Regions from separate parts of the Homo sapiens genome. Here regions 1 and 3 are each linked to region 2. Evidence: chromatin loops called from intact Hi-C (ENCODE). Cell type or tissue: ovary. All regions are shown on one strand. Links, peaks and the distances in the headings refer to the core of each region. The heading gives the core; the rest is flanking DNA. Region 1 overlaps LOC107986098 (a long non-coding RNA gene). Region 2 holds the start of PDZRN3 (PDZ domain containing ring finger 3). Region 3 overlaps PDZRN3 (PDZ domain containing ring finger 3).

Region 1 (10,256 bases), core at 3,342-5,841, 520 kb after region 2:
CCAGCCTCGGTGGCAGAGCAAGATAAATAAATCTCAAATCTCAAATAAATAAATAAATAATAAAATAAAATAAACAGGAGAAAAGATGTGTTCGTGATTTTTTTCCAATTCTGCCATCTCAGAAAAATGAGTAATTAGCCAGGCGTGATGGCAGGCACCTGTAGTCCCAGCTACTCGGGAGGCTGAGGCAGGAGAATCACATGAATCCGGGAGGCGGAGCTTGCAGTGAGCCGAGATTGTGCCACTGCACTCCAGCCTGGGCAACAGAGCGAGACTCCGTCTCAAGAAAAAAGAAAAAGAAAAGAAAAATGAGTAATGCTGTCTAGGATCTTAAGAAATTCATCAGTGTCTTCAAATGTATTCAAAACATACTTATTGAACTTTTATTATGTGCTAGGCACCATCCTACGACTGGCATTATGGTAGGGAGCAAAACAGATGATGTCCCTGCTTACATGGAACTGTCAAAATGATTGACTCTGGGTTCTGTATTAGCCAGACAGAGATAGGCGGATGGTTGTGCAAATATTCATTATTAAATGCTTATTATGCACTGGTCTTTTGTTAAGCATTTTATGTGTATTATCTTACTGAGTCTTCACAATAACCCTAGGCAGGCATGAGTGTCTCCACCTAATAGATATGAATTGAGACTCAGAGAGTTAAAGCCTTTTGCCCAAAATCACACAGCTGGTGGAGAGCAGTGCTGGACCAGGATTGATTGACTTTAGATAGTTTGACTCCAGAGCCACATTCCACCACACCGCAGCTTTCAAGAAAAAAGAAGATATGGAAATGTCTTGCCTTCACTTCTTTCCTTTTTCTGCTTTAGTGTCCTGATTCCCAAAAAAAAAAAAAAAAAAAAAAAGATATAATAGGGATAATTTAACATCCTCTGGATTATTTTACATTCTTGCAATGATCATGCATTGCCAGAAAAAATATTTTTGGTTTTTTCCCTCAAAGGAGGGATAAATGCTAGTTATAAAAATGCAGGCCAGGCCAGGTGCAGTGGCTCACACCTGTAATCCCAGCACTTTGGCAGGTGGATCACTTGAGGTCAGGAGTTCAGGACCAGCCTGGCCAACATGGTGAAACCCCATCTCTACTACAATTACAAAAATTAGCCGGGCATGGTGGCAGGCACCTGTAATCCCAGCTACTTGGGAGGCTGAAGTGGGAGGATTTGCTTGAGCTCGGGAGGTGGAGGCTGCAGTGAGCCAAGATCGCCCCACTGCACTCCAGCCTGGGCAGCAGAGTGAGACTCCATCTCACACACACACACACACACACACACACACACACACACACACACACACAATGCAGGCCATCTAGAAAGGTATTCATGTCATTCACTCAGTAAAGCTCTGTGCTGCTGTTTGGTGGCACACACAGCAGAAACAGAGGAGGGAGACTGGCATCGTCCCTGCCTTCTTGGAACTGAGAACTGGGCAGGGGAGAAGGACTGGGCATTTCATCTCAATGGGGTCGGGGACCTCCAGGAGAGACATTTGGGGCTGGGAGAGTCTGGCCTTGGGGAGTCAGGGCAGGTTCTCTAAAGAAGTGAAGACTGAGCTGATAAAAGGAGAGGCAGCCAGGTGCAGTGGCTCACGCCTGTAATCCCAGCACTACGGGAGGCCGAGGCAGGCGGATCACAAGGTCAGGAGTTCGAGACCAGCCTGGCCAACATGGTGAAACCCCGTCTCTACTAAAAATACAAAAAATTAGCCGGGCGTGGTAGCAAATGCCCGTAGTCCCAGCTACTCAGGAGGCTGAAGCAGAAGAATCACTTGAACCTGGGAGGCAGAGGTTGTAGTGAGCCGAGATTGTGCCACTGTACTCTAGCCTGGGTGACAGAGTAAGACTCTGTCTCAAAAAAAAAAAAAAAACAGAAGGAGAGGCAGCAAAGGGAAAGTGGGCTGTCAGGGAAGAGGCTTCCCGGTGGAGGAAAGAGCCTGTGCAAAGGTCCTCAGACTACCAGGACCGAGGCTGGAGGAAAGGAGAGATGGCCTGTCGGACCAGAGAGAGAGGGAGCAACTCAGGTTGGCAAGGCAGGCATGGGTCAGACAACATGAGGCCTCATCAGCATATCTTGTGTGGTCCGCGAGGCTTCATCCTTAGAACAATGGGCCCCACTGAAGAGTTACAAGCAAGAGAATGAATCTCTTAGAATCACCCAAATGCCACCACCCAGAATAATAACTGCACATGCCTTGCTGTGTGTCCTTTGCAACTTGGGTCCAGGCACTCGCATTCACAAGCATAGAGCTATTGCCTTTTCGAATGCAGACCCACACGACACAGTCTTTTTTCCAGACTGCTTTTTCCTCTTAGCCATACATGGTGGACATCACTTCAGGTCAATGCTTGCGGCTCTGTGTCATTATTTTAATGGCTGCTTATTGTTCCATGACATTAAGGGATCAAACTTTGGCTCTCCAGCCTCCATCTATGGACATCGGGGTTGTCTTGTTCTCCCTCCCTTTGTGGACACCACAACAGTGCCATCCTCACACATGCACCACTGCAGTTTTTCTTCAACCTCAGCGTGGCTGAATTCCCTTTTCCTCAACAATGTGGTCATCCCAAGGCCTGGCCTGCCCTTGATCTGAAGGTTTAGCATCTGAGTGCCAGTGGGGCTAAACAAGATGTATGGCTTTATTTGGCAGGGGTGAAGATGGCAGTTTCTACCCTGGTCCAAAGCAGATGGAGGGACCCGGAGAGAGATTAGAATAAAGAGGGAATTGGCAGCTGGGTCTTCCTTTGGGAGTGAGGGAGGCCAGCGAGGATGAATTAAATGTTTAAAAAAAAAAAGGTGAAATGAGCTGGAATCCAGCCATGGGCTCGTCTTGCATGTGACAGCAGCACATATGTCCGAGGAAGCTGGACTCTGTCACATACACTTTTCAGGGGAGCCCATGGTAGAGTGGAGAGGGGCACAGAGTCAATGAGGCCCAGCCCATCTCACCCATCCTCATCCACCATGCCCCAGCCTCAGCAGCCCTCCAATCTCTTATCCTGCCTTGCCCGGCCTGCCCCACCTCGGGACCTTTGCATGGGCTGGGCCCTCCACCTGGACTGCTATTTCCACATCTTTCCATGGATGGAGACTTCTCATCCTCAGGTCTCATTCATCTGTCCCATCTCCATGACGCCTTCACCAAACATCCTATTTAAAGCAGTCCTTCTGGCCAGGCATGGTGGCTCACGCCTGTAATCCCAACACTTTGAGAAGCGGAGGCAGGCAGATCATCTGAGGTCACAAGTTTGAGACCAGCCTAGCCAACATGGTGAAACCCCGTCTCTACTAAAAAATACAAAAATTCACCGGGTGTGGTGGCGGGTGCCTGTAATCCCAGTTACTTGGGAGGCTGAGACACAAGAATCACTTGAACCCAGGAGGCGGAGGTTGCAGTGAGCCAAGATGTCTCCTTTGCACTCCAGCCTAGGAGACAGAGCGAGACTCTATCTCAAAAAAAAAAAAAAAAAAAAGCCGTCCTTCTTCCCTGCAGCACCCCCACACTGTCTGTCAAATCACCCTCTTTATTCTCCTTAGAGCACCCATCAAAAGCATCTTGGTTTTTACTTTACCTGCTCTGAGTCCACCATCCCTTCCTAGGATGAAGACTCTGTGAGGACTGGGATCTTGTCTTTCTTATTTCTTATTCCCCATTGCCTAGCACACTACCTGGGACAAGGAGCCCACAATATATGTTTGATGAATGAAAGGATGAATGAATGGAGTCACATGGACCTGGGTTCACATTCCAGCTCTGCCATTATATGACCTTGGGTAAATATTTAACGACTTTAAGCTAGCTCCTTATTTTTAAAATGAGTATGATCAAAGCTCCCACCTCACTAGATGGTCATGAAGATTAAGCAAGATGATGCCTGTCATGCCCCAATCCCAGTGCCAGCTGCAGGAAGTGTTTTGTGCAGAACAACAGGGAACAGAGGTCTTTCCAGAGGAAATCTGGCCTTTTCATGAACCAGTGCCACATTCAGTTCTTCCCTAGGCTTCCAAATCCATAATTCTACCCGGAACAGGTACACCACAGGTCTCTTTATGGCTGCTGTAGACAGTTGAAGATAATTATCAAACAGGTTCTGGGGACCAAAAATCCAACAGGTGTGGTGGTGGGTGCCTGTAATCCCAGCTACTTGGGAGGCTGAGACACAAGAATCACTTGAACCCAGGAGGCGGAGGTTGCAGTGAGCCAAGATGGTTCCTTTGCACTCCAGCCTGGGAGACAGAGCGAGACTCCATCTCAAAAAAAAAAAAAAAAAGCCGTTCTTCTTCTTCTTTACAACCCTGCTCAAAGATCAGTTTTTAACAATTAACAGGGCCTCCGAGGCAGGTTCTGACTTACTCATTAAGGCAGGAAACAAGCCTCTCTCCACCGTCCACTTACAGATTTAAATACCAATGATTACAGCCAACTAGGGCCACTCCCACAAGCTGACCAGCAGGATTAATTTTTACAGAATTTAACCATTGTTGGATGTATCTATCCTTGAATTCTCAAATTCCCAGCAAGAAAACTTTGGATTTCTTTTATTAGCTGCTGCACATGCAGAGAAGACAACTCCTACATGCATGGGGTTGGTAGCAAAGAGACTCCTCTTTCAGAACAGCCAGGAGCCAGGTTGTTCTCAAAGCATCGTGCTCCCTCTGCTGGACATTGCCTAAACTGCAACTCCAGTATCCACATCAGCCCCCTCCTGAGTGCCTGCTACTTTACCAGGGACAATGGGGACACACGACGACCTTTTTTACTCCACTGAATGAAAGATAATCCCCTGCCACATGTGACTTTTATTAAGTTATACATGGGAGGTGGGAGTGCAGACTCTTAAGATAATGAGAATTAAGGCTTTTGCCAAAATGAGGCCACACCTCGAAATCCTTTGCTGTGGATTTCAAAGCAAACTGGCACCTTGAGGGGAATGGGCGGTGGGGGAGTGTTTGGGCTTGTTTATGCTGAGCAAGAAAGGGCTTCCTGTTGCTAAGAAGGCCGGATCTGAAGCTCCCAGAGCCTCCATGGGCTGCCAACATTTCTTACACAACCCCCTTTGATGGCCTTGGCGCAAATTAATGAAACTGCACAGAGGTGATTTCCCTGGAAATCCACCGGGCTGAGAATTCAGGGAAGTTGAGGCTTGAGGCAGAAAGCTGGGGCTGGGGTGCCGCCAAGCCTGGGACAGAGGGCAGCAGGCGGACGCTTTCCCCGGGGTGCAGAGGGGGGTCCCCGGTCACTCGAATACAGGGGTGGGAGGGTGGGCCAATGAGGCCCAAAATGAGATCACTAGCAAGACCCCATCAAGCTCACTCCTTTCAACCATACGTTTAGTTGTAGACGTTGCCTGCTAGAAACAATGTCTTCCCGTCATTCTTGATAAAAGTGGATTTTCTGCTGCTAAATTGAAAAGTCCCCGACTTTCCTTCTTGTCCTCTTCTGAACAGCTCTTTCCAACCCCCCTCCCTCCTGCCCTATGGAGATTACCCCTTGTTCACCATAAATGGCCAAAACCCAGACACAAGGCTGAAGCCCGTCCATGGGAGGACAGTTGAGAGGGTGACGGCATTCCACACCACGGAATGGGCCCAGGATGGGAAAGACGGTGTGTAAGCCTCGACGCCGGGCCTGGAGGGATGGCCAGGTATACTGAGTGAGAAAAAACCACACAGAAAAGTTGTACAGTTCCATGTCAGACACCCTGTAAGTGGCCAGCAAGGTTTCTAAGTTATCTGTATGAACAAGAGGACACACCCCAAATAGTCAGCACTTGCTACTTCAAGGGAGCCACGTTGTTTGACAGGGAGGGGAGACTGGGATGTCCTTTCTACACCTGGGTGTCATGAGTCTGGTAAGAAGAGGACCCAGCTCTTGCCAGGTGGGTCCCAGATGTGCCTCCGTGGAGCCTTTCCCTCCCTCCCACCTTGATTTCCCCTTTGAGCTGTGTTGTCAGCTTTCACTGGAACATAGCTCATGGCTCGTGGCATATTTTAGCACTCATACATCAGTCCTATTTGCCCTAGGTTTTGAACTTTGTAAGGCATGGACATGTCTTTGTAGCCCCTATAACTAGGCCAGCCTAGCCTACAATACATGCTCAATAAATTCTTTCAAACTCTCTGGAATGAGAAGAAACATTCAGTAAATGTTTCCTAGCAACTGGGAGAAGTGAATGACTTAGAGCACACCACAAATGGAACTCCAATTGAATTAAAGAACTAAATAGAGAGAACCAAATACTCAGTGCATCGCTGTGGTTCTTAAATTTCAGCAGGCAGCAGCATCACCAGGAGGGCTTGTTAGTTTCTGATTGCATAGGTCTGTGGTGGGATCTGAGGTGTGCTCTTTCCAGTCGCTTCCCAGGTGACGTTGATGCTCCTAGGCCAGGGACCATCTGCTGAGAACCGCTGTCCTATGGTCTTAGGGTAACTTACTCCATTTCAAGCAAAGGAATAAATTAAAACAGAAAAGGGAGATTGGACCAACAGTTCTGGGACTTGGTTACCCATCAGAATTAGGCCCACCCAGCGTGCTGAAACGTAGATTCCAAGGAGGTCACCCTCCAAAGCTGACGGTGGAGCCCAGGTGTCTGTATTTTTAAAACAAATACCCCCAAGCAAGTCTAAGTCACAGCCAGGTTTGGGAACTACTGATTCACCTACACATATTTCAAACTTCAGAGAATGGAAAACACCACCAGAATGGAAGATAAAGAGAAAAACAAGGGTGGATTTGCATGGAATAAAATAGAAGCCTGAGCGGCTCACTCCTTCCCTTCCTTCCAATCTCTGCTCACATGTCACCCTTTGAGAGGCCTTCCCAATCACCTCATATCTAATTGCAGCCTGACCCAGCACTTCCTGTTTTCTCTACCCTGCTCTAGTTTTTGTCTCTGTAATAGTAATTGCCACCTAACATTAGGTATTTACCCACTTTGATGCTTGTCTTCTGTCTCCCTCTAGAATGAAGATGACAGGAGGTAGAGAACTTGATCTCTTTGGCTCATTGCTATTCCTTGGGTGCCTGGACCATACCAAGCCTCAAGAACAATTTGTGGAGTGACAGAATGAACTATGATATCAGTAATTTGGGGTTCATTGAGTCTTGTTTTATGGCTTGGTAATGGTCCAGTTTTACAACTGTTTCCTGAATATCAATAAGGATGTGTCTTTGCTAACTGTTGAGTACAGAATTCCACAAATGCCCTGTAAGTCAAGCTTATTGCTGATGTTATTGAAACTTTCTACATTCCTATTACATTTTTGCCTACTTGTTTGCGGCAAAATCTCCCACTATAATAGTAGACATTGTGTGACTAATAGTAGACAAATGTGTGACAATTAGGCACATTAGATACATTATCTCTCTTATCATAGTAATCGTTCCAGTTACTATCACTATGTAGTAAATTACCCCAAATTTCCTGGCCAAAAAAACCCACCATTTTCTCATGCTCACAGATTCTATGGGTCAGGAATTCTTGTCCAGCAGAGTAGGGACAGCTCATCTCTGTTCCACAGTACCTGGGGCCTCAGCCTGGCAATGCCAAGGCTGGGGCAACTGAGGGCTAGGGACCAGGATCGCCTGCAGGTGTCTTCATCACGGGTGTGATGTTGATGCTGGCTGTCAGCTGGGAACTGCAGTGGGGATGTCACTCCCTGAGGTCTTTTGACACATGTTGGCTTGGGCTTCCTCACAACATGGCAGCTGGGGTCCAGGAGTGAGCATCCCAGGAGAAAGCACATGGCCTTTTAATGATCTAGCCTCAGAAGCCACTCAGCATCACTCTGCCATACCACAGCCAAGGCCACATTCAAGGGGAGGGGACATGAACCCCACCTCTTGATGGCAGGACTGTCAAGGTCACATTATATGAAGAACATGTGGGAGGGGAGACAGTACTGCAGCCATCATTGGAAAATACAGTCTGCCCCAGCACCCCTCTGAAATCGATTTTATTGGTCTCAATTTTAAATTTATGAGAACTAAGACATAGAAAGGTTAAGTAACTTGCCCAAGAGCACTCAGCTAGTTAGTGGCAAAGTGAAGACTTAATCCTAGGTCTCCCTGACTCTAAATTACATGACTGATTGACAGATAATCTATATGTGTATGTTATGTGTGTGTGTGTGTGTACATATATATAATTCATTTATACTCAAACTTATTTTTAAAAATAATTTAAAGTGGCTAAATGCAAAAACAAAAATCATAATGTTTCATATTCAGAAAGTAATTCCCACAACTTATTCATCTACTACTAGTATTTTTGGGTTCTCAGAAAGAGACATTCTTACTTTATGTTTCCCAAGCATAAGGCTAGTTTTTATTTCTGCCTAATGCAGTTAAGAGAAAGAAGGTGAACTAACAAGCAAGAATCAATCAACTTTCCAGGACCTTGGGAGGACACAAAGCTCCCCTCTGCTGCCTGCCCAGCTGAAAGAGCTTCTCTCAGACTTTCAGCCTGGAGACGGCCCAGAGGTCGTGGGACTTGTATCCCAGGAGGACCAGATGAGCCCGCCTTTCTCCTCTTCTCCTCCACCTGAAGAGCAGAAATAATTACCCTTCCCCTTCCCTACTGCACAGGAATACGCCAACCACGTGAGCACGTGAGATCCAAGTCACTGGAGTCCAAGCACAGAGCATTTTCTTTTCTTTTTTTTTTTTTTTTTTTGAGATGGAGTCTCACTCTGTCACCCAGGCTGGAGTGCAGTGGTGCGATCTTGGCTTACCGCAATCTCTGCCGCCGGGGTTCAAGCGATTCTCCTGCCTCAGCCTCCCGAGTAGCTGGGATTACAGGCACCTGCCACTGCACCTGGCTAATTTTTGTAGTTTTTAGTAGAGACGAGGTTTCACCATCTTGGCCAGGCTGGTCTTGAACTCCTGACCTTGTGATCCACACACCTTGGCCTCCCAAAGTGCTGGGATTACGGGCGTGAGCCACCCCGGCCGGCCCTGCACGGAGCATTTTCAAGACTTCCCTGAATTGCTGGATAGAAAAGTTAACAGGACCCTAGAGACCTTGGGCTGTTGTGGGCATCAGAATCCTGGGAACCCTTTTTCGAAATACAAATTCCTGGGACCCCCAACCAGAGCTTCAGAATCCGCAGGCTGGGGCCTGGCACGTATTAAAAGCTCCCCACGTGACTCTATTGACCACCCTGGATGTAAACCAATGATCCAGTTTGAGGCCCATTATGCAGCTGGTAAACAGAGAACCAGGGGTGCAAGTGGCCCCCACATAGTGACCTAGAAGGTCAGTGCCAGGCTGGGACCCCAGCTCCGGCAGCCTCCCTAAGATTTCCTTAAAGTACGTTTTCCCTGCTCCAACGTGTGCCATGAGCTTGTTGGTTTATCAGGCTGAGCTGCTTAACATAAATGAATGGCAACAGCAAATTTCCAGGACAGAGTCACAAAGGTCACCAGACCTTGGTGCAGGACAAGCTGTTCCAATCATACACGTTGCCTATTTTCATCCTCACTACAGGCCAAGAGACAAAACTACAATCATGCCCATTTCACAGATTGGGACACAGAGAACTTGAGAAGACATCTGTTTCAGCTGGGCTCAAATAGAACTAAGTCACCACATCACTGCTGCCTCCACTTCCCTAATAGCTAAGCTCACCTCCCAGGCACCAGTTTAAGCCTTTTACAAAGTCTAGGGTTGTGCGAGATCTATGCTGCACTAAATATACTCTTATTATTCCTATTTAACTCATGATCCACTGACACTAACATATATTGAGGCCTATTATGCAGCAGGTGCTTTGTCAGGTGCTAGTCATTCTTCGTAGCATTTAATTATTTCAACAGAAGGCCCATTGCTCTACCCATTTTAGAGATCAGGAAACCAAGGTTTGGAGAAGTGAGTAATTTGACCAAATTTGCACAGCTGCTAAATGGCACAGGCGCCTATGCTTTGATGCTCTCGTCATAGTATATGGACGGGATGGGTGCAGTGGCTCACACCTGTAATCCCAGCACTTTGGGAGGCTGAGGTGGGCGGATCACTTGAGGCCGGGAGTTTGAGACCAGCCTGGCCAACATGGTAAAACCCCATCTCTACTAAAAAGTACACACACACAAAAAAAATTAGCTGGGCATGGTGGCTCATGCCTGTAATCCCAGCTACCCGGGAGGCTGAGGCACAAGAATCAGTTGAACCCAGGAGGCAGAGGTTGCCATGAGCCAAGATCACGGGCTCTGGCCTGGGTGACAGAGTGACACTTTGTG
Region 2 (10,256 bases), core at 5,955-8,454:
TTGACAGAGGAATTCATGTAATCATAAGTTATACTCTTCAGATGTCATGGCTTGATTTTTTTCACCTTAGGAATAACCAAGTATCTCTGAGGTTTAAGAACCAAAAAGTGTGTTAGGACCAGGAAATATATGGGTAAATTACAAAGCCAATCAACACGTTTATTGAGCGGCCGGTAGGAGCCAAACAACATCCCTGGTCCTGGGGATGCAACACTGACCAACATTACAGATATCTTTTACACTTTCAAACTTTAAGTTCCACTTCAGAAACTGTACCTTTCATGTGATTTAGCTGAAGGAAGAGGGTGATGACTACTGATGACTCTTGTAATAAGACTATAGTGGACATACTTTTTTTGTCTTTCTGGCATCTCTTTGTGGGAAACCCCTCATTCCCTTACCTTCATTTCCTGTGGTCTGGGTGAGAATGTTTCCACTCCCTGGCTCAGGAGTTGGCAGATAACCTAAGGCAGGTCAGGAGTCATGCCTTGAACACTTATTGGAACTATTAGGAAAACAGTGCTCTTTGTGCTAGGGATGATAAGGTAGTGAGATGCAAATATGGACTGCAGAAGGTGTATAACCATGTGGGGAGAGTGCCTGAGAAGGAAGCTAACCCAAGGGAAAGCAGAGCAGATTCTTAATGTGTTCATGTGAGCACCTGGATGCAGCCATGCCTGAAGTCACTTTACTTCCTGGACTTTTTAATGATGTGGCCTATTCTTTCCATTTTAAAAATTCCTATTCACTTTGAATTGGGCTTCAGAAACTTGCAGCCAAAAAGAGTCTGAATGCAATTTAATTCAGTAATCTTTAAACATGCAGCCTTTAGCATGAACAGGAAAATAAACCCTACTTTAATACAAATAATTTTGAAAACAAAAATAGCTTATGAATGTATCTAGACAAATGGAGAATGACACTTGTGTATCTAATAGCCATCAACCCCTTCTTCCTTATTAACAGAACCCTACTACCATTTTTGCACTTTTAGAATAGCTTTATCAAGATGTAATTCATATGCCACAAAATTCACCGTTTTAAAGAGTACAATTCAGTGTTTTTTAGTATATTCACAGAGTTAGGTAACCATTGGCACAATTAATTTTAGAACATTTTCATCATGTGCAAAGAAGAAACCTCTACCCATTAGCAGTCATTCCCCATTTCCCCCTTCCCCAAGCTTTTGCTAAGCCCTAATCTAATTTCTACCTCTACATATTATATATAAATGGAATAATAAACATGTGGTCTCTCATTTGTTCTTTCACTTAGAATAATGTATTCAATATAAATCCATGTTGTAGTATGAATCAGTACTTCATTTCTTTTTATGGTGAATGGTATTCTATTGCATGGATATACAACCTTTTGTTTATACATTCATCAGTTGGTGGATATTTGGATTGGTTCAACTTTTTGGTTATTATGAATAATGCTGCTATGAACATTTGTGTATGAGTTTTGGGGTGAACATGTGTTTTCAGTTCTCTCCATGAGAGGGACTCCTAGGTCATATGGTCACTCAATATTTAACATTCTGAGGAACTGCCAAACTATTTTCCAAAGTGGCTGCCCCATTTTACAATCCCAACAGCAACATGTGGGGATTCCAATTTCTCTGCATCCTTGTCAACACTTGTTACTGTCTCTCTTTTTGTCTTAGGTCGTCATAGTGGATGCAAAAAGTGATATCTTAGGGTAGAACCTATTAATATTCCAGGAAGCAATGTGCCTTTGTAAAAGAGTACATTTCATAAATTCTGTTGCTGCTGAGATGCAAGAGAAGGTAGTTGGGTGGAGCTTCCAGAAAAGCTCCTGAAGGAAGGGGCAGGCCAACCTGATTAAGTTAAGCTACTTCCCCTAGGTTAATCAGGTTGGCCTGCCCCTTCTTCCTCCATTTTTCTGCCTGGAATGGTTGGCTGTGCAGCAGCTATCTCGCTCCATGAAATGAGCATAGACGCCAGGCCCTACAGATGGTGGAGCAGAAAGAGAAAAGAATCCTGAGTCCCTGGTGACCTGGAAGCCACTATACCAGCCTCAGCCTGCTAACAATGGCTCATATTTTTTCACTTGAGAGAGAGATTAATTTCTAACTAGTTTATTCCATGGTTATTTGGATGTTCTGTTATGCTCAGCTAAACAATTTTTTTGTTCCACATGCATGTATGTATGCACGTACATGTATGTTTATAAATACATAGGTATGTATGTGAACATTTATATGTATATATACACATGCATAGTCTATACAAAGCCTACCAATTCGCAACCAGATAGTGATCTACTTATTCATGTGGGAGTTGGCTGTTCATAATTCTGAATTGATTTTGTTATGGGAACAATGTTCTAAATGTTGATAGGTACTCCAACTAGGACACAGAGGCCTATTTAACTCATACTGTGATACATATACCTCATGCTGGTAGTACCAACCCACGCTTAAGAGCTGAGCAGCAGGAACTTACATGGAGCAGGAAGAGGGAACAGTTATTTGTTCAATATTTATTACGTTTCTACTAAGTGTTAAACATGGGGGACAGAACGTGAACACGATTGCCCTACTCTATAATAGAGTGTAATATGTGGCATGGACACTAGACATTGATCAAGCTGTGCTCCTCTGCTGCCCAAAATACTTCAGTGCCAATCAGCACTAGAATCAATTCAATCTCTTTCCTCCACAGGTCCTGCAGGCCCGTGTCCATTTGGTTCTCGCCTACTTTTTACCCTTGTTTGATTCTTCTTCGCTCGGCTTACTCTGCTCCAAGTTCTAGGCACACTCTGTCTAATTCAAATAGACCATGTGCTTGCTTCGAACCTCAGCACTTTCTCTTGTTCTGCCTGGATTGTTCTTCTCCCAGCTATTGCTGGCTCAGTCTCACCCTTCAAGCGACAACTCACACTTCCCCTCCCCAGACAGCCCTATTTCAAATGGGCCCCTTTGATTTTTCTCCAGCATGTAAGCTGCTTTTATGGTGTTGACAGCAGTGATTCTCAAACTTTAAGTGCACACAAATCACTTGGTGATCTTGCTAAAAGGCAGATTCTGATTCAGTAGGTCCAAGGTGCGGCCTGAGATTCTGCACTTTCAACATGCTTCCAGGTTATGCCCATGTTTCTGGTCCCCAGACCACACTTTGAGCAGCACTGTATTAGGGAACTTATCATATTCCATAATCATCTCATTTATTATTCATTTATTGATATCTGCTGTTCCTTATCGTGAAATGAAGGCTTAAGAGGGGAGGGACACTGCTTATTATTTTTGGTAGCCTTTGTAGCCCCAGTGCAAGAACAGCCTCTTCTTTGCATATAATAGCTACTAAATAATTATTAGATAAATTAAGACATTTCAAGTGTGATCATTGTTATACAAGGGTATGTGCTTGGGGCTGTGGAAACTAATCCCATCTGGAGAGTTGGGAAAGGAGAGCCAGACTTTTGCAGACCAGAATTTGCTCAAATTTGTAAGAAGTATTTTCGCAATTCTTGTTCTTCTGCCTAGTGTCCCTACTGTGATAACTCATCCTGACTTACCAAAGTCTTCAAAAGTCTCCAGAATAGAGAACTACCTTCTCTTCTCCCTACCTTTCAACCCATGGCCAAACGAATGTGTCAGGCTCCAGGATGGCTAACATTGGCTATGTTAACAGGCAAGCAGTCTGACCGAAATGTTTCACACTTGTTTTTGTGGATGACTGCTGTACCTTATTACGCTCTGGTGGTACTTTCATTTGGTAAAAGCAGATCCTTATCTAATTGTATAGTGCTATTTTAGCTAGTAGAATACAAATATGTACGCCTGGGGAAGAAAATTTAAAAAACAAATGTAAAAACCCTTGACTTTCTTTTTGTTTGTTTTTTCTAGTACTGAAGCCACAAATTATCCAGACCCTACGAGCAGCTGAGGATTGATAACCAGCAAACATGGAGGGGTGGAGTTCTTATCCATATCATTTGTAAGGGAGTGCCTCCTGAGCTGGAGCTTATGGAGGAGACGCATAATGCTTATGGTGATTAAGAGTGAGGGTTCTGAAATTCTCCTGTTGACATCCCTGACTGGAGGCATACCTTATGTAACCTTATAAGGTACCTACGCCTACTTAGATATCTTATGTAACCTCTATAAACCTCAGTCTCTCCATCTGTAAAACAGGGTGGACAACATATCTACCTCTCTATGTGCAGTGAGGATTAATGAGACAATGAAGGTCAAGTGCTGAGCACAGTGCCTGATACCTAGTAACAGTTCCCAAAAAAGTGGTAGATATTATTATCAACTTCTGATTAAACATGCTGATGGAAAGAACACTAAAAACAGAGTTTAAAATCAGAATGGGATCGTGGTGAATATAGAAATAGTATTTTTATTAGGCTTGGGGCCACATTTTGGTTAGAAAGTGCAGAATCAGATGATAAAAGGAAGGGGTAAGAGCAAGAGGTAGTGGAAGTCGCAAAAATAATTTGCAAAGTGACCAATCCAGCTGTCCACAAGGAATTCATCCATATATAAACACTCAGATGTTTCTGGGACGGTTGAGTAAGTATCTAATCCATGTCAGAAAAATCAGCTACTTTTCTCAGGAGGCCTGCCACACCAAACATTCATCTTCCTACAGTTTTTATTCATGTTTATTGGTATGGTGCCTTGAGTTTTCGATTTATAATAACATCCCTCTCTCACTGTGCAGCATTCACCAGGTGGTTCCACAGCCAGCAGAAAATGTGGGCTGACAGCATTGCCTGACTTCAGTAATGAGCAGAAAGCTTCCTTAAAACTGTGGTTCTCAACCTGGTTGTCACAACAAGGGGTTGTTACTATGTCTATTGGATAGTGGCCAGAGATGCTCCTAAATATCCTGCAATGCAGACGATAACCAACCCCCCACCCCCACACACACCACAACAAATAATTATTTGAATGAAAATGTCAGTAGTACCAAGGTTGAGTAACTCTGCCCTCAACTCCTTTTTCCTAATATTTTTGGCTCTCGTTTCTCCTGTTAAGTTTGGTGACTGAAATAATAGTCTTGCCAGCTCTGACATTGTAGGATTTTTTTTCTAACCTCCAAGAATTTTGATACTAAAATTAACCATTGAGGAGTGGCACAGACTTTCCTTTTGCCTAAAGAGGCCAATCCACAGTAGGCTATGGCTTCTCTGTGGCCTCAGCTGTAGCATTTCAGCAACAACCTCTCAATCTGCCATCTGGGAGACCACCCGAGGGGTGGTAGAACATCTCCAAAAAAGTGTACACCCCAAGTAAGCACTAATTTACATTTATGGTGTAGGACAGAACTTCTCTGTTTCTCAAAACCAGTTTGGTTTGAAGATTATCACCCTGTTGACACTAGCTCATTCTGTGAAACTGACAAGCCCACACACCTTTGGTGAAAGAATTTGTTTCCTACCCATTATCTGAGAGCCCATGAGCAGTTTAATGAATATACTGATGGAGGATTCCCTGGCACAAGCTTATCTGAACAAAGGCCAATAATATTCCACCCCATGCAGAATCCTATCAAAGCAATGCATTAATTGATTAAAGCAATTAAAAGAAAGTCTCCACCTCAAATAGGCAACAAATGCCACCAAAACTGATTAAAGAACACTGTCCAGTGACCTCAACCATGCACTGAAAAATCTAGTGAGTGACAACTTTTTAAAGGTCAGTGTGAAACAAGTAATCCTTATGAACATCAAGGCAATTCTTTCACTCTGATGAAGCAGTTAAATAGTGAAGGTCATGGGGCTTTAGCAGCCACATAAAAGAAAGAAGGAAAGCAATTAGACAAAATGGATGCTGTAATCCCACTTTCCAGGCCCCAGAGTCTCGCTGAATACAGAGCTCCTGCTTTACTGTTCAGAACTCTCCCGCTTCACTGTTCAGAAACTGGAAGCAGATTCCAAATGAGAATTCCATAGCTTGATTCCACTCTCACCAAAAGCTGACTGCGTGTTTCTTAGGAATGTCTATAGCCTTGGGAGGTAAAAATAAAATAAAATAAAATCAATGGATGATGCTATGAACTTTACACCCAGTTTGGAATTCCAAAAATATTCCTCCATTGCTCAGGACTGTTGCTGAATCCTACCCAGCCAGGTTTGCTGTACTGCAGGGAATGAATGTCCAGATCTATGGATCGCCAGGGTTTTCCAATCAAGTGGGAATCCAAGGACCAGCATGGACTAGCAGCATTGGCATCACTTGGAAGTGCTTTCAGTATGGAGATTCTCAGAACCCGCCCCAGACCCACTGTATCAGAACCGCAACCACATTAAAATGTGAGAAACACTGACCTACAGGACCCTACAGGGCACTTTTGTTTTGTTTTGTTTTCTGTTTTGTTTTTATCCTTCTTCTAGCCTGAGTTTCCTCAATGGAAAGATGACAGAGTGTACACACAAAACAAACCAAAACTGAAGGAGGGCAGTTGTTGACATGATCATGGGGGTGATGAGTCTTCTCCCAGTTCTAACTTCTGCAGTCAGCATCGCTTCTTTTGTAATCACGGGAAAATAATTTTCAAATGGAGCTAACCCTCTCACAACATTGTACTAATGATCTTTAAAGCGACGGATTTAGAAGCGCTCAGCACCACGCTTGCCACACTGCAGGGCAGACACTTCAGAGGTGTTAGGTGAAGTGGATGGAGCCAGCACGCTGGCCTCTCCCACTCCGACAGCTGGCGAGCAGCTCTTGTCCACCAAAACTTCCCCGGGTAGATTCACCCACCGGTCCTGGAAACCTGCTAAATCCTGAAGGTTCACAGAACCTCTGGTCAGAACTGAAGTTGCAGCCGGAGCTTCCCGCAGGCTCTGTAACTTTCCCTGGAATGAAATAAATAAATAAAGACCGTAAGTGCTGAGATAGCGGGCCCCAAGATATTTTTAGTCCTCTGCAATCAGCCACTAGAGGAAGGGGGAGGGAGAAGGGAGTAAAAAAGTTTTGATCCGTTCGGGAAGGGGCTCGAAGAGAACCCTTGGGAGAAAGCAGTAGCCTCAGCTCCAAACTCAGCGAGCTTTTCTCGGCTGGCGTTTTGTCTCCTATAGCGTAGACTGTAAGAGAACAGAAAGGAGTTTCCCGAGAAGATTCAGGCTGGCGTCCTGGGCTGGCCCGTCCCTTCTGGCGAGCCTCAGTGTCCTCCCACGCGCTTCTGCCTTCCAGCCTCCTCCCTTTTTCGGGGGGCTGGCGGGAGGCATCCAAGGCACGATGTATGTGCGCTCGCGCTCGCGCAAATACGGCCGGAGGAGTCCTGTTCCTCGGGCATTTTCCGAGGAAGTCTGGATCAATTAGGCTCAGTCCGGGGAGAGCCAGCGAGCGCGCGGGCGGCGTAGCCGGCCTGTCTGGGCCGCCTCGTGGGGAGGGAGGGGGCGCCCGGCCGCCCGGCGGCGACCCCGGGGCCTGGCCGCCACCATGGGCTTCGAGCTGGACCGCTTCGACGGCGACGTGGACCCGGACCTGAAGTGCGCGCTGTGCCACAAGGTCCTGGAGGACCCGCTGACCACGCCGTGCGGCCACGTCTTCTGCGCCGGCTGCGTGCTGCCCTGGGTGGTGCAGGAGGGCAGCTGCCCGGCGCGCTGCCGCGGTCGCCTGTCGGCCAAAGAGCTCAACCACGTCCTGCCGCTCAAGCGCCTTATCCTCAAGCTGGACATCAAGTGCGCGTACGCGACGCGCGGCTGCGGCCGGGTGGTCAAGCTGCAGCAGCTGCCGGAGCACCTCGAGCGCTGCGACTTCGCGCCCGCGCGCTGTCGCCACGCGGGTTGCGGCCAGGTGCTGCTGCGGCGCGACGTGGAGGCGCACATGCGCGACGCCTGCGACGCGCGGCCAGTGGGCCGCTGCCAGGAGGGCTGCGGGCTACCCTTGACGCACGGCGAGCAGCGCGCGGGCGGCCACTGCTGCGCGCGAGCGCTGCGGGCGCACAACGGCGCGCTCCAGGCCCGCCTGGGCGCGCTGCACAAGGCGCTCAAGAAGGAGGCGCTGCGCGCTGGGAAGCGCGAGAAGTCGCTGGTGGCCCAGCTGGCCGCGGCGCAGCTTGAGCTGCAGATGACCGCGCTGCGCTACCAGAAGAAATTCACCGAATACAGCGCGCGCCTCGACTCGCTCAGCCGCTGCGTGGCCGCGCCGCCCGGCGGCAAGGTAGGCGCCTGCTGCCCGCCCCGACCTCCAGCCAGGATCCCTGGGGACCCAGGGCCCCGCCCCATCCCTTTGGGTACAGGGATGCCCCGAGCTTCCCGGGAACATCCTTGCTTCCTCCCTCTTCTTCCACTGCTTACCAGCTGTATCACTACTTGCAGGTCGCTGAACCTGCCTGAGGTGGAACACTGTGGTCCTTTATAGTCTAGACGTAACCGGTAAAGTATAGCTGTACAGCTTCAGGGATTCTGGAAGGACGAAAAAGAATTCACAAGCAAGTGTAGGATAAGAATGAAGAATGCAGCTCCAGAGTCAAAACTGCGTTCAAAGGCTTTGCTGCTCAGACCAGCTAGGGGATCTCGGGCAAGTTGCTTACCCTCTAGAGGTCAGAAACCTATAGACTGACACTTAGGAGAGGAGAGATGGACACATTGGGTGAATTGTATCCGTGCATCCTCTAGGATTCCAGAAAAAAAAATAAAGGGAACCCACAGCCAGTGTAGATTAAGTTAAGAAGGATATCAGAAGAGAGGCCTCTGGGGTAAAAGCTGGATGCAAGCGTGGGCTTTGCAGCCAACTAGCTGGCTGACCTTGAGCAAGCTGCTTAACCTCTCTAAAGTTGGAAACTATGGTCCCTAGAGACGTGGTATACAGAGTAAAAACACAGCCAGGCACCCCTGAGGTATTCATCCAGGGATTTCAGAAAGAATTAAAGGAGCACTCTGCCCCCAACAAGTATAAAGTAATAATTAAGTGTGAGTCCTCTGGAGTTAAAACTGTTTTCAAATCTGGGCTTTTTGCTGACCAGCTGGGTGAGCTTCTGGCTTAATTCCCAGATCCCTCAGTTTCCCTCAGTGCGAAAGGTTTTTGTCAGGCTTCAGGGAGAGAGTTTAGTAGAAGGGCCTCGTACTGTGCCTGGCAGAGAGTAAATAAATGCTCAACAAGTGTTACCTAGAATTATTTTTAACATCTCCACCTGAGCGGTCCCCTTGAGCGAGGGTTTACTTTGCTCCAGGCTGGGTGCTGCATTCTTCCCAGTCATTTCCTTTTTAATCAAGTGAGGTTGGTGTGACCCTTCCCACTTAGTAGATGAAAAAACTGAGGCTCATTAAGGGGCAGTTTCATGCCTGGGTCACAGCTTTTGGGTGCAAAGCTGCATGTTGAACCTTTGCGTGCCCATCTTTCCAGCCCACGTTCTATAAACTATCATGTTGCTCCTCAGTGCAACCACAAGGACCATTTATTGAGTGTTTATTAAGTGCCACCAACAATAGGAAGTACTTTACATGCATTACCTATGTTGTCCTTTGAGATGAGGGAACAGACTCAGAGAAGTTATATAACTTGTCCAAAATTAAGTAGTGACTCAGGGAGCAGAGCCGGACTCAGATTCTACCTCAGAGTTCTCAGTTTTGGGGCATATTGGCATTTTGGGCCCCATAACTCTTAGTTGGGAGGGGAGGTACTGTGCTGTGCATTGTAGGATGTTTAGCAGCATTCTTGGCCTCCCTCCCAAGTCGTGACAATCCAAATATTGTCAAGTGTCCTCTGGAGGGGCAAAGTCGCCCAGGTTGAGAACCACTGGTTTCCCTGATTGCAGAAGCCACATTTTCAACAGCTGGGTACTTCTGCCTTCCTGGGGAGGGGCCTGGGCCTGCTGCCACCGCTCTGGTTGCCTGCTCCAGATGGTGTGGCAGAAAGGGGAAAATATTTGCCCGAGGCTCCCCCAAGGGCCTGTGTCTGCTTTGCCTCTCTCTGCCCTCTCCCAGCCCCCTTTCCTTACGTGCACACCAGGCCTGCAAGTTTTCCGACCTGGCCCCCCTTCCTGGCCCCTGGCCTGTCTGTCAGCTGCAGTCTCAGCAGCTGGCCAGCTCTGGGCGAAGGGCAAATATTTACAGCTCCACAGCTTGCCCAGGACCTCACAGGCACACAAAAGACTGGTGTGAGCCTTCGAATCACCAAAACAGAGGGCAAAGCTTGGTCTTCAATCAGGCGCCAGATTTAGGGTGAAGGAGTTCCCGAGTTTCTGCTGTTTATGCTGTCATCTGGACTTCCTTCGTCGTTTTAAGTGACGCTTATTTATAAATAAGCCATTCACTGCCCCAGAGTTTATGCA
Region 3 (9,687 bases), core at 560-3,059, 70 kb after region 2:
TGATTCCTGGCATGAAATCATCTCCATGCACTGGGTGGTTGTCCCTACCACAGCTTCTAGTTATGTATTAGCATGATTATTTGAGTAATATTTTCCTCCCCATATTTTATCCAACATTCTATCCCCAGCACCAGGCCCTGTACCTGGCATCCTAAAGTCCACCGTAAAAATTCATCAAAGGAAAAGATGACCATTTAAAGGTCATTTTACTTCTCTTTGCTTTATTTAGCTTTCTGAAATCTTTTGATAAAAATATATATGGAAATTTTGGTAGCTCTTTTTTGGGTGAGATAGCAGTGTGTTTTCCAACAGGAAAAGGACAAATTACTATTTGTATTATTGTATATTTATTATATTTCAATATAATTATAAAATAATTTGCTGTGTTATATAACTTTTATATCCTTAGTTTCTGAAACCATTTTTGGAAAAAATATCTTAACTTTCGATTTAAATATTTTTCTCAAATGAAAAACTTTCATAGATTATGATTATTACTTATTAAATGTGAGATTTTCTTGATGTTTAAGCCACTAGAAAAATTTCAAAGAGGGAAGAGTGTGTTGGCAATTATTATGTTCATTTTATGATGAAGATATTGAAAGTTAAGAGGATTTCTCAGTCAGTGGTGAATTGAGGAAAGAAAATTGGGAGGTGGGGAGCATTTCTAGGAATTTTCTCTTATGAATCCTTAAGCATATTTTGTAATTATTGCCTTTTCTGAATCACCCTCTTCAGTGATTAGCACAGTACTCTGCATGTATTAAGTACTGGAGTTACAATTGAATTTATGTGTGTAAGAACAATAAGGATGTGGAAGGAAGAGGTATTTCCAGCTATAGATAATCTTGTGTTTAAGCCTATTCTTTTTATTTTTCTACATTTTAAATAGCTGATTTCAATTCAGAAATAGAAAACCAAGGTTACCATTGACTTTCCTTTCACCTCTCCAAAGTTCAAATCCTGAACTTCGATCTTTTCCTAGAGTTTTCTCTTCTCCTGCTGTTAAATTCACTGGGTATATTTTCTGTCAGTGTTACCTCCCCAAAGTATAGGACTTGGTACACATGCCGTTGATTGAGACTCAAGCAATGTGGAATTGGAGGTCATCATACTGGAGCAAGCCTGAAGACAACCCTTATTTTCCATAAGGAAAGGGTATACCAAAGAGAATAATACTTTTAACAAAATGTCAGTGGGAAAGTTTTAATTACTTCAGAGAGTTGGATTCTTTCTAAACATCCTGGACTGCAGGAATCTCTGCAAATTAGGATTCTCCCTACAGGTTTGTGGATTCAGAGTTTGGCTCTGCATTTCAATAATCATTGCAGCTGTTTTATTTGTTGTTTTACTTTGAGAACAAAGGTGTTTCTTCCGAGAGCTTCCCCAGGGCCTCACACTCAAATTTTCTTCCTCGTCCCAAGTGACATGGCAAGTTTTAGTAACTAGTGCTTGTTCTAGGGAAACAAAGTTGTGGCTCCAAAATGTTCCTTAAAAATGTCAGTGATTATGGTATAATCATCCTCTCTGAAAGAAAAAAAAAATTACTGGCTCTGATTCAAAAAATAACAACACATTGGCTATAAATCCCCTAATTGCCTCTGAAAAGCAAAAACGGACATGTTTAATTTTTCTATCCCCCCTGCAACTTATCTGCTTTGTCTGGTGATTAAAATAGGCGACAGCCAGTCAGGCCTGTTGGAATCTGGTCCCTTCCCTGCCACTGAGGGCTTGGGCTCAGACCTTATCATGTGGAAAAATGTAAGAGAAAAATCTAATTGTTATTAGACATACTCTCCAAAAGTCACCTAGAACAGAATTGTTCTGGTTCACCCATTTGGCATGATGTAAAAGCAACACGTTTTAAGAATCTGGTAGTTTGATCATCATGGACAGTAACTTCTCATAACTCATTTTACGGATAAATTACCAAGACACTGAGAATATTTGTGTGAAAGAGCATATTCACTGCCAGTGAGTGTGGATGAAAATTGTGGAATTTGGCTTATTTTTTTTCTCTTACCTTTATGTCTTGGAGACCTTTCTAAGTTGGGATATGGAAGTCTTTACCTCAGTTTTGAAAACTGCAGTGTGACAGTCCATGGTATAGATATTTATTTCCTTGGCCATTTCCCTTTGAACGTACATTATGGTTTGTTTCTGATTTTTCACTGTTGCAAACAACGCTGTGGCCCATGCTTCTGTGAAGAGTGATGATGATGATGATGTCGATGACGATGATGACAGCAGCAAGCGGACACTTACAGAGCACTTATCTGTGTCTGGCCTTGTTCTCATCTTGGGAGTGTGTGTGTGTGTGTGTGTGTGTGTGTGTGTCTTCTCTCAACAATCCTGTGAGATATTCTTATATACCTTCTTATTCTCTTTTTATATTTGAGTAAAATGAGGCGCAGAGAAATTTTGTGACTTGGCCAATGTCACACCTCGTAAGCTGCATACTGGATTTGAATCCAGGTGGAACCTCATGGGTATATATAAGATTGTAAAAATACACGTTCCCCTTCACCAGGCCTTTCTTCTGACCTAAGTGGTGGCCATTCTCCACATCAGCCCTTGGCCCTCTATTCTCCATCTCAGGCTGCATATAACCTTCACTCAGCAGCTCTGTGCTGGTCATGCCCAGATATCCAGGCCTCATGGGCCTCTACTTTGTACCTCCAGCTGCCAGTGAGATAGTTGTATACAGTTGTCAGTTTCTTCCTTCCAGCCCCATTCTTTCTCATTCTTGTTTCCATGAGTCCTTATGCCCGTTGTGGCTCTGGCCAGCATGAACTTCCTGGTCATGTGTGTGCCATGCGTATTCCAGCATCTCCTGTCACCCTGTCCATGCCTTCCTCACCTATCCAGATGCCGCCACTACTTTGCCAGAGCTGAAGTAGGGATAAGGTACTCCCTGTCACCTTGGCCTACTCCTCCAGCCTGTATTGACATTTCTTCCTGCGTGTTCTGAAGTCACACCACGGAATTCTTAAGGATATACACTGTGACATTAGAGGGCTTGAGTTCAAGTACTGGGTCTGGGCTACTTTGCTTTGCTGCCCTTTAGTTTCCTTGTCTCTGAAATGGGGATAATAGTTCTTTTTTTTTTTTTTTAGATGGAGTCTTACTCTGTCACACCCAGGCTGGAGTGCAATGGTGCCATCTCGGCTCACTGCAACCTCTGCCTCCCGGGTTCAAGCGATTCTCCTGCCTCAGCCTCCCGAGTAGCTGGGATTACAGGCATGTGCCACCACGCCCGGCTAATTTTTTGTATTTTTTAGTAGAGATGGGGTTTCACCATGTTGGTCAGGCTGGTCTCGAACTCCTGACCTCAGGTGATCCACCCGCCTCGGCCTCCCAAAGTGCTGGGATTACAGGTGTGAGCCACCACACCTGGCCGATAATAGGTCTTACCTCATAGAATCAGGAGGAATAAATGAGATCATTGTGTCAACCGTGTTAATTATCAGAAGCGTAAGCACTATTCTGAACTTGGTGCATGACCTTCCCATATTGGTGCATTTTTACAGGCTATTTCTGAAGTTAAGACATGTCCGCTTACCTTGAGTCAAACATGAAATGTCTTACATTTTCAAAACACTTTCCCTTCCTTGTAGTCTCTACTTTAACCTTTAATTATTCCATTTTATATGTTAGCTTTCTCTCTTTCAATTATCTGGACTAGAGTCACCTGATACTCCTCTCCTCACCAGGGAATCAGCCACCGTGGTGAGCACGTAGTAGGTTGTGTTTATTATTGTGTGATCCTTAGTGAGTCTCAAGTAGGCTGAAGCTGCATGATGAGTCATCACACTGAGCAACTGTGCTCGGTAGGACTGTGTTGTTTATACTCTAATAGAAATATTTACCTTCCTTCTGAAGATCTGTTTTCCAAATACCTATTTGGGCATCTCAAATCCTAAACAGTGTTTATTAATCATACTTCTTCCAAGGACTAGCACCTGTTCTTCTTGGGCAAATAATCCGTAAACATACATCTGGATAGGTCCAGTTAGAATTCACTAACATAAATAGCGATGCCTTGTCAGTAATGTTTTAATCACATTTCTCTTAAGTTCTGCAGAATCTAGTTGATAAGAATGACTGTTCTTTTGAAAGCTACTGTGGACACACACACTCACATGCGCAAAAACCTCATACACACCATAAACATATGTTCTTTGTATTTTGTATTTCTTCCAGAGAAGAAAACACCCTAATTTTACAGGGTCATGAGGAATGAATGAGATAATTGTGTAAACTCCTCAGTGAATCTGCTGCTTAGTCCAGTTATTATCCATTTAAAGTTAATCATGAAGACACTTCATGAAGGAGAAAGTTTTGAGTGGTGAGAAAGTTACTAGGGTAGAAGTATAATAGTGATTATGTATATAATGCTATCTCCCAGGGACTGTTCTAAGGTGTTTGGGTACACACACACACACACACACACACACACACACACTCCTTTAATTCCCACGTGAAACCTAAGAGGCAACATTTAGGTGGGGAAACTGAGGTACTGAGATGAGTAACTGGGAGGATAGAAGACGAGGACGTGGGAAGGAGTGAGAAAAGGAATGTGCCCCAGGTGATTGGAGTGTTTCGCTTTGTAGTGCTGACCCTAAACTTAGGACTGTCCACAAAGAAGGAAAGGCAGTGAAGGGGGATGGAAGGTCATAGGAATCAGTCACTTGGACAGGCATGGGTATTTCAGCTCAGCCACTGCCTAGCAGTGTGGCATTGAGAATTACTGACCTTCTCCAGACCTCAGGCTTTTCACAGGTACAACAGGGGAAGGATAATGGCCTTTGTGTTGCTATGAAAAATAAATAAAATCACATGCAGGTATAAACATAGGCTTAGTCTACTGCTTCAAGAAGGTAGCATCTCAAAAATATGACCCTTTAGCACTTTTAGGATTTTCTCTGTAGGCTTCTAATATTAGAAGTGGGGAAATAATTATATGTTTCTTTTTTTCCTTTTTTTTTTTTTTTTTTTTGAAACAGGGTCTCACTCTGTTGCCCAGGCTGGAGTGCAGTGGTGCAATCACAGTTCGCTGCAGCCTTGACGTCCCAGGCTCAGATGATTCTCCCCCATTAGCCTCCCAAATAGCTGGGACCACAGGCACATGCCAATGCCACCATGCCCAGCTAATTTTTTTATTTTTTGTAGAGACGAGGTCTCACTGTGTGGCCTAGGCCAGTCTCAAACTCCTGGGCTCAAGCGATCCTCCCACCTCAGCCTCCCAAAGTGCTAGGATTACAGGTGTGAGTCACCACTCCTGGCCTCCGTAAGTTTCAAATGATGCAAAAGGAACATTAAACAATGATAGCCATTACTTTCATTTGACAGAGCTGATGATTTTTTGCTACATTGACTTTTCTTGGTTCCCTCCTTTTCTTCTTTCTATACCAAAGTATTTCAAAGCTCATCCAAGACAGTGTGTCATTTTCCCCTACAGACTGCAGTATCCACCTCTCAAAAAAATACATTTTCTTAATAAGCCACAACAGGAGTGACAAAATTAAACCTAAATTAAAAATTGGCAATATTACACCTTTGGCCCTGCACATACAGGGATGTTTAGCTGGTTTACTTGTTCCAAGTGATCTTGTTTCACTCAAATTTAAATGAATGACATCACAGTTTTTACAATTTCAAACACAAGGTGTTCCCTGAAAGCATCCAGCGTTATTCTGCACTGTTCAGTTTTAGCTAGTTTTCTTTCTGATAACTCTCATTATAAACATTTAAAAGAAAAAGAACATTTTGCAACATTCTGCTTCTCCAGGGCAGAGACACTTCAGAGTATTGCTGTCTGTATGACCCTTGTTCCAACAAATCTGCTGATTCCTGAAACAGCGTGTTTTTGTTTTGTTTTGGTTGTGCTTCTGTTTCAGTTTATTCATCCTTTCCTTACCCTGATCATTGGCACTTCTATTTCTTTATAATTCACAAACCTGATATTAGACCAGGACATCTTTGGGTAGACGTCACCATATACAGGTGTGCCTTCATTTTTTAGAAACCAGCATTTAATCAATAATAGTAAGTTGCTTTGGGGTAACTACTTGCAGTTATTGGCAATGTCTGCTGCTGTGAGATTTGGCTTGAAGCTGCACAGGGCAGGTCTGCTTACAACAGTGGTTTTCAATTTTGCCTTTGCAGTCAAATCAGGTGGGGGGCTTTTAAATAAAGACTGATTCCTGGGCCCTGCCTTAGAGATTTCTGGTTTAATTGGTCTAGGGTAAGACCAGGTATTGATTGTTTTTAAAAACAACCCTCCAGGTGATTATAATGTGCAGCCAGGATTGAGAACCAGTGCCTTAGAGTGTCCATTCTCAAACTTGAACGTGAAGCAGAATGACCTAAAGGGCCTGTTAAAACGCAGGCCACTGGGCCACACCCCAGAATTTCTGGTTCATTAGGTCTGGGGGGTTGAGGGGTGGCGGCGAGACTTTGCATTTCTAACCAGTTCCCGGATGATTCAGCTGTTGCTAGTTCTGGGAACCCACTTTGAAAACCACTGGCCTGCGGAGATCTTTCCAGTAGCTTTGTAAGATTTTATAACAAGAAAAAAGACAGGATTTCCTGTGCTTTTAAGTAAAACAACTGCTTAAGGCACAAATATTAAAATATTATGCTTCCCGGTTCATAGGCAAGTTGGACCATACCCTCTGTTTGCTAAGGCAGCATCTGCACTAACAGGCAGCCAGGGCCCAGGATCTGAAAGGACATGGATTAGAGGCAGGTGAGAAGTTGGTTTTTTAAATAAAAAATGCTACAAGGATCTATAGAATTGTTACTAAGGTTAGCAAATTACCTATGGATTGTACAGCTCTACTGAGATACGTAGCTTAAGATGTGAATAATTCCCTGGGCAGCATGAAATATGGCACAGAAGTACGAAGGTGACTCAGACAAACATGGTACTTGATCCCCTAAAGAGGGCAGTTTAACAGTAGAATGTACTGCCTGTGATGAGACATATCCATTTCTTATTTAAATTCACGCCCTACATTTCTCTTTCTCCGATTCTTGGGACTTCTAGTTCCATTTCCTTTTCCAAACCCTTCTCTCCGTCTTTGAGTGAAAAACCCTTTATGAAATGTTTGGCAACAAAGGATGCCACCTTTGCCGATTACCAGGAGTGTACTTGCTGCATCATCGTCCATTTGTCCTCACCTGATTTTATAGAAGTGTGAACTTGTATAAGCAGCTGTTCTGTGTCCAAAGACTTGGGATTTGGGCTTGCAGGGTTGGACTTTGAACCTAAGCCTGCAGCAGACAGGGCAGCTTGATTCACTCTTCCTGCCATGCAACTTCTCTCGGGTACAGTGCCCTTTGCTAGCTGGTAGAGAAGAAAAGAGCCTATTCTATCCATTTGACAGACCGCTAATGAATAGTAATCATGAAAATTGAAGTCGTGCACTGCCACTGCATTCACCATTGTTATATTAGCAATTCCTGGACTTCATGAACAGAGCACTCGTTATTCTGCAATTAAATGAAAAATAATGGCATCGCTTAGCTATAAGGAAGGAAACGTTCAAGTGCAGCCTCTGTATAATTAAGCTTAACATTATTATCAACAGAAAGTGATTGTAGTTGTGTTCAGAGGCGAGAAGAGATATGCCACCAACCATTTGACCTATCAAAAGAAAATGGCTTTTGTGATGTTTGATGTTCTTCCTAACAACCAGCTTTGTGCCTTGCATGGGGCAGGTGCCATTTTCTGCACCATTTTCTCTCTTTTCCAGCTGTTTTAAAGTTCTTTCTCATCAGTTCTCATGACTGCCTTTGTAACACTTGTCTGTTTTCCATTTTTCCTTATGTCTTCACCAGCATCTGTTGTCCTGCTTTTTGTTTTATCTTTTTCTTTCTTTGGCGACAATCTATTTTCTTGACTCAGACACACTGGCTTTCTGACATAAAATTAAAACAATCCATTTAATTTTTAACTAAAACAGGTGTTGAGTGATTGACCCTATCAAGCAGCTCCCTGCAGAAACCTCATTTACTACTAGCTTCTTTATTGCCCCCTCATAATTCATTAGCTTAATAAATGCTTGTGTGAAAAGGCAGAGGCCAAGATTACCAATCTTACAATATGGATGTCTGCCCACTCCCTCTCCAGCCCACATCCCAGGGAAGTCAACTAGGTTGAGCTCTCCGCAAGACAGTCGAAGCTCCAGGGTGTGTGCTTCAAAAAGCCTCAAATTAGTGAGTGCTCTAAAGTAGGATCCCTCCTTTGCTTCAGCATACAGAGTGTTCACCTCTCAGGGACATGCTGCCTGCATCCCCTTTAGTGGAATCTGGGGAAATAAAACGTCTGTATCTTCTGCTTCGTAACTCCCAGCAGCCAGCAAAATATTCAATGTTTTGGAGCTGGTTACAAGAAACTTCCAAATCCTCAAACATCATCAGAGAAAGCCACAGACCCCAAGCGCCTGTCACATTTGGGTATGTAGTGCTTGCTCTCTCTCTACGTAGCACCTAAGGTTAGCTGGTGGATATCAAAGCCCCATAGAGGAAGGGGTGTGGGCGCGGGGTTGTTGGCCTAGTCTTAATTTAGGTTCAGCATATGTCTGAAGCTTCCCCCGCTTTAACATTTTCACAGAGCCCAGACTTATCTCAGCAAGCACTCCACAACCTCTTCGTTCTGAAACCCCTGTGTATTATGAAGGAAATGAAATCCATATGTTTCTGATTCATTTACATGTAGCTCATCAAAATGTAGTTTTGTAAGAGCTCTTTGGTGTCCAAGAAGCCTTTGGAGCCTTTTTATAAGACTTTTAACCCTCCCCCGCTTCATTCTTCTTAGAACCAGGAAGTTGGGACTTGCCAAGAGTAAATAAAAGCAAGCTTCAGAGTTGACTCTGGCTCTGGCCTGACCCATCTCTGGTCTGAGTCTGCAGTGGACTTAGCTTCAGCAAAAACAGAAATGACTGTCTTTACCCTTTTTCTGGAGCCATGGAAGTAGGCACTAATCCCACTTACACCCCACGTGACAGTGAGTTTGGGCTCACAGCATCTCTTGGAGGCAGCCACTTGACTCTATGTAGTTATTTCCAGCTGAGCCTCTTCTCTCTGTCCTGTGAGCAGAGAGCTGATAGGGCCAGATGGCCACACCTGGACCAGAACCTCGAGGAGGAGCTCCTTTAAGCAGTGCCGCTCATCTACCCGCTTGCAGGCCACTGCACTGTATCTCCAAGACTTTCCAGGCCAGATTCTTACCAAGGGACTGCCTATGCATCAGGGACTTCTATCTTTTCACTGGGACCATGACAGAGGCACCCACAACTATACCAGGTTTCATGGTGGTATTGTTGGTGCTGCTGTCACTTAATGATACTTTTGAGTGTTTAGTTTTTCTTCATCAAGAAAGGCTTATAAGCTTTAAAGAAAACAACTATCTACTGCCATGAAGATTCCAGAGCTTTTACTCTGAAAAACCACAGAAATGAAATGAGTCAACCTGTTTCCAGAGTTCGGCTAGGGAGAGGTTGTGGGGTATTTTTTCTCCTCTATCCTAGGATGATGAATTATGGAAAGCCATTCAAGAGCTTAGTATTCCTTACTTGGGCTGTTGTCGTGAGTGGGGTGGAAGGAATTCTGCCCTCATCTTTGCACGTCCTGGCTTGTTTCCTTGATTCAGAATGGTGCTGTGCCTTTCAGAGGCAG

Evidence for each region. Hi-C counts contacts between places; a loop is a spot of excess contacts. Peaks named below come from ENCODE experiments on the same cell type or tissue, not always from the same donor. Only the 100,000 strongest peaks of a DNase experiment are listed, where the experiment ranks them.
Region 1: it touches region 2 in a loop (2.7-fold over the local background); 6 of 110 quality-filtered maps call a loop at or near these places.
Region 3: it touches region 2 in a loop (2.0-fold over the local background); 5 of 110 quality-filtered maps call a loop at or near these places.

What each region holds. Positions count from the first base shown.
Region 1 is chr3:73,095,675-73,105,930 of GRCh38, reverse strand. The region is part of intron 1 of LOC107986098 (a long non-coding RNA gene); the gene reads right to left. Among named protein-coding and RNA genes, the nearest start is that of EBLN2, 39 kb to the right of the region's middle. In ovary, for the core only: a CTCF peak has its summit at 4,688 (motif pointing left); a DNase peak (open chromatin) is centred at 4,680.
Region 2 is chr3:73,621,990-73,632,245 of GRCh38, reverse strand. PDZRN3 (PDZ domain containing ring finger 3) reads left to right here and starts at 7,305. Exons shown (of 10, transcript NM_015009.3): 1 at 7,305-8,143. The coding sequence starts at 7,421. PDZRN3-AS1 (PDZRN3 antisense RNA 1) reads right to left here and starts at 8,678. Exons shown (of 2, transcript NR_046681.1): 1 at 8,281-8,678; 2 at 4,347-6,834. RefSeq lists an enhancer at 9,372-9,886. In ovary, for the core only: no CTCF peak of the experiment used is centred there; DNase peaks (open chromatin) are centred at 6,795, 7,235, 7,627 and 8,085; H3K4me3 peaks cover 2,500 bases; H3K27ac peaks cover 2,500 bases.
Region 3 is chr3:73,547,004-73,556,690 of GRCh38, reverse strand. All of the region lies in intron 3 of PDZRN3 (PDZ domain containing ring finger 3), which reads left to right. All of the region lies in intron 1 of LOC101927296 (a long non-coding RNA gene), which reads right to left. Among named protein-coding and RNA genes, the nearest start is that of PDZRN3-AS1, 72 kb to the left of the region's middle. In ovary, for the core only: no CTCF peak of the experiment used is centred there; no DNase peak of the experiment used is centred there.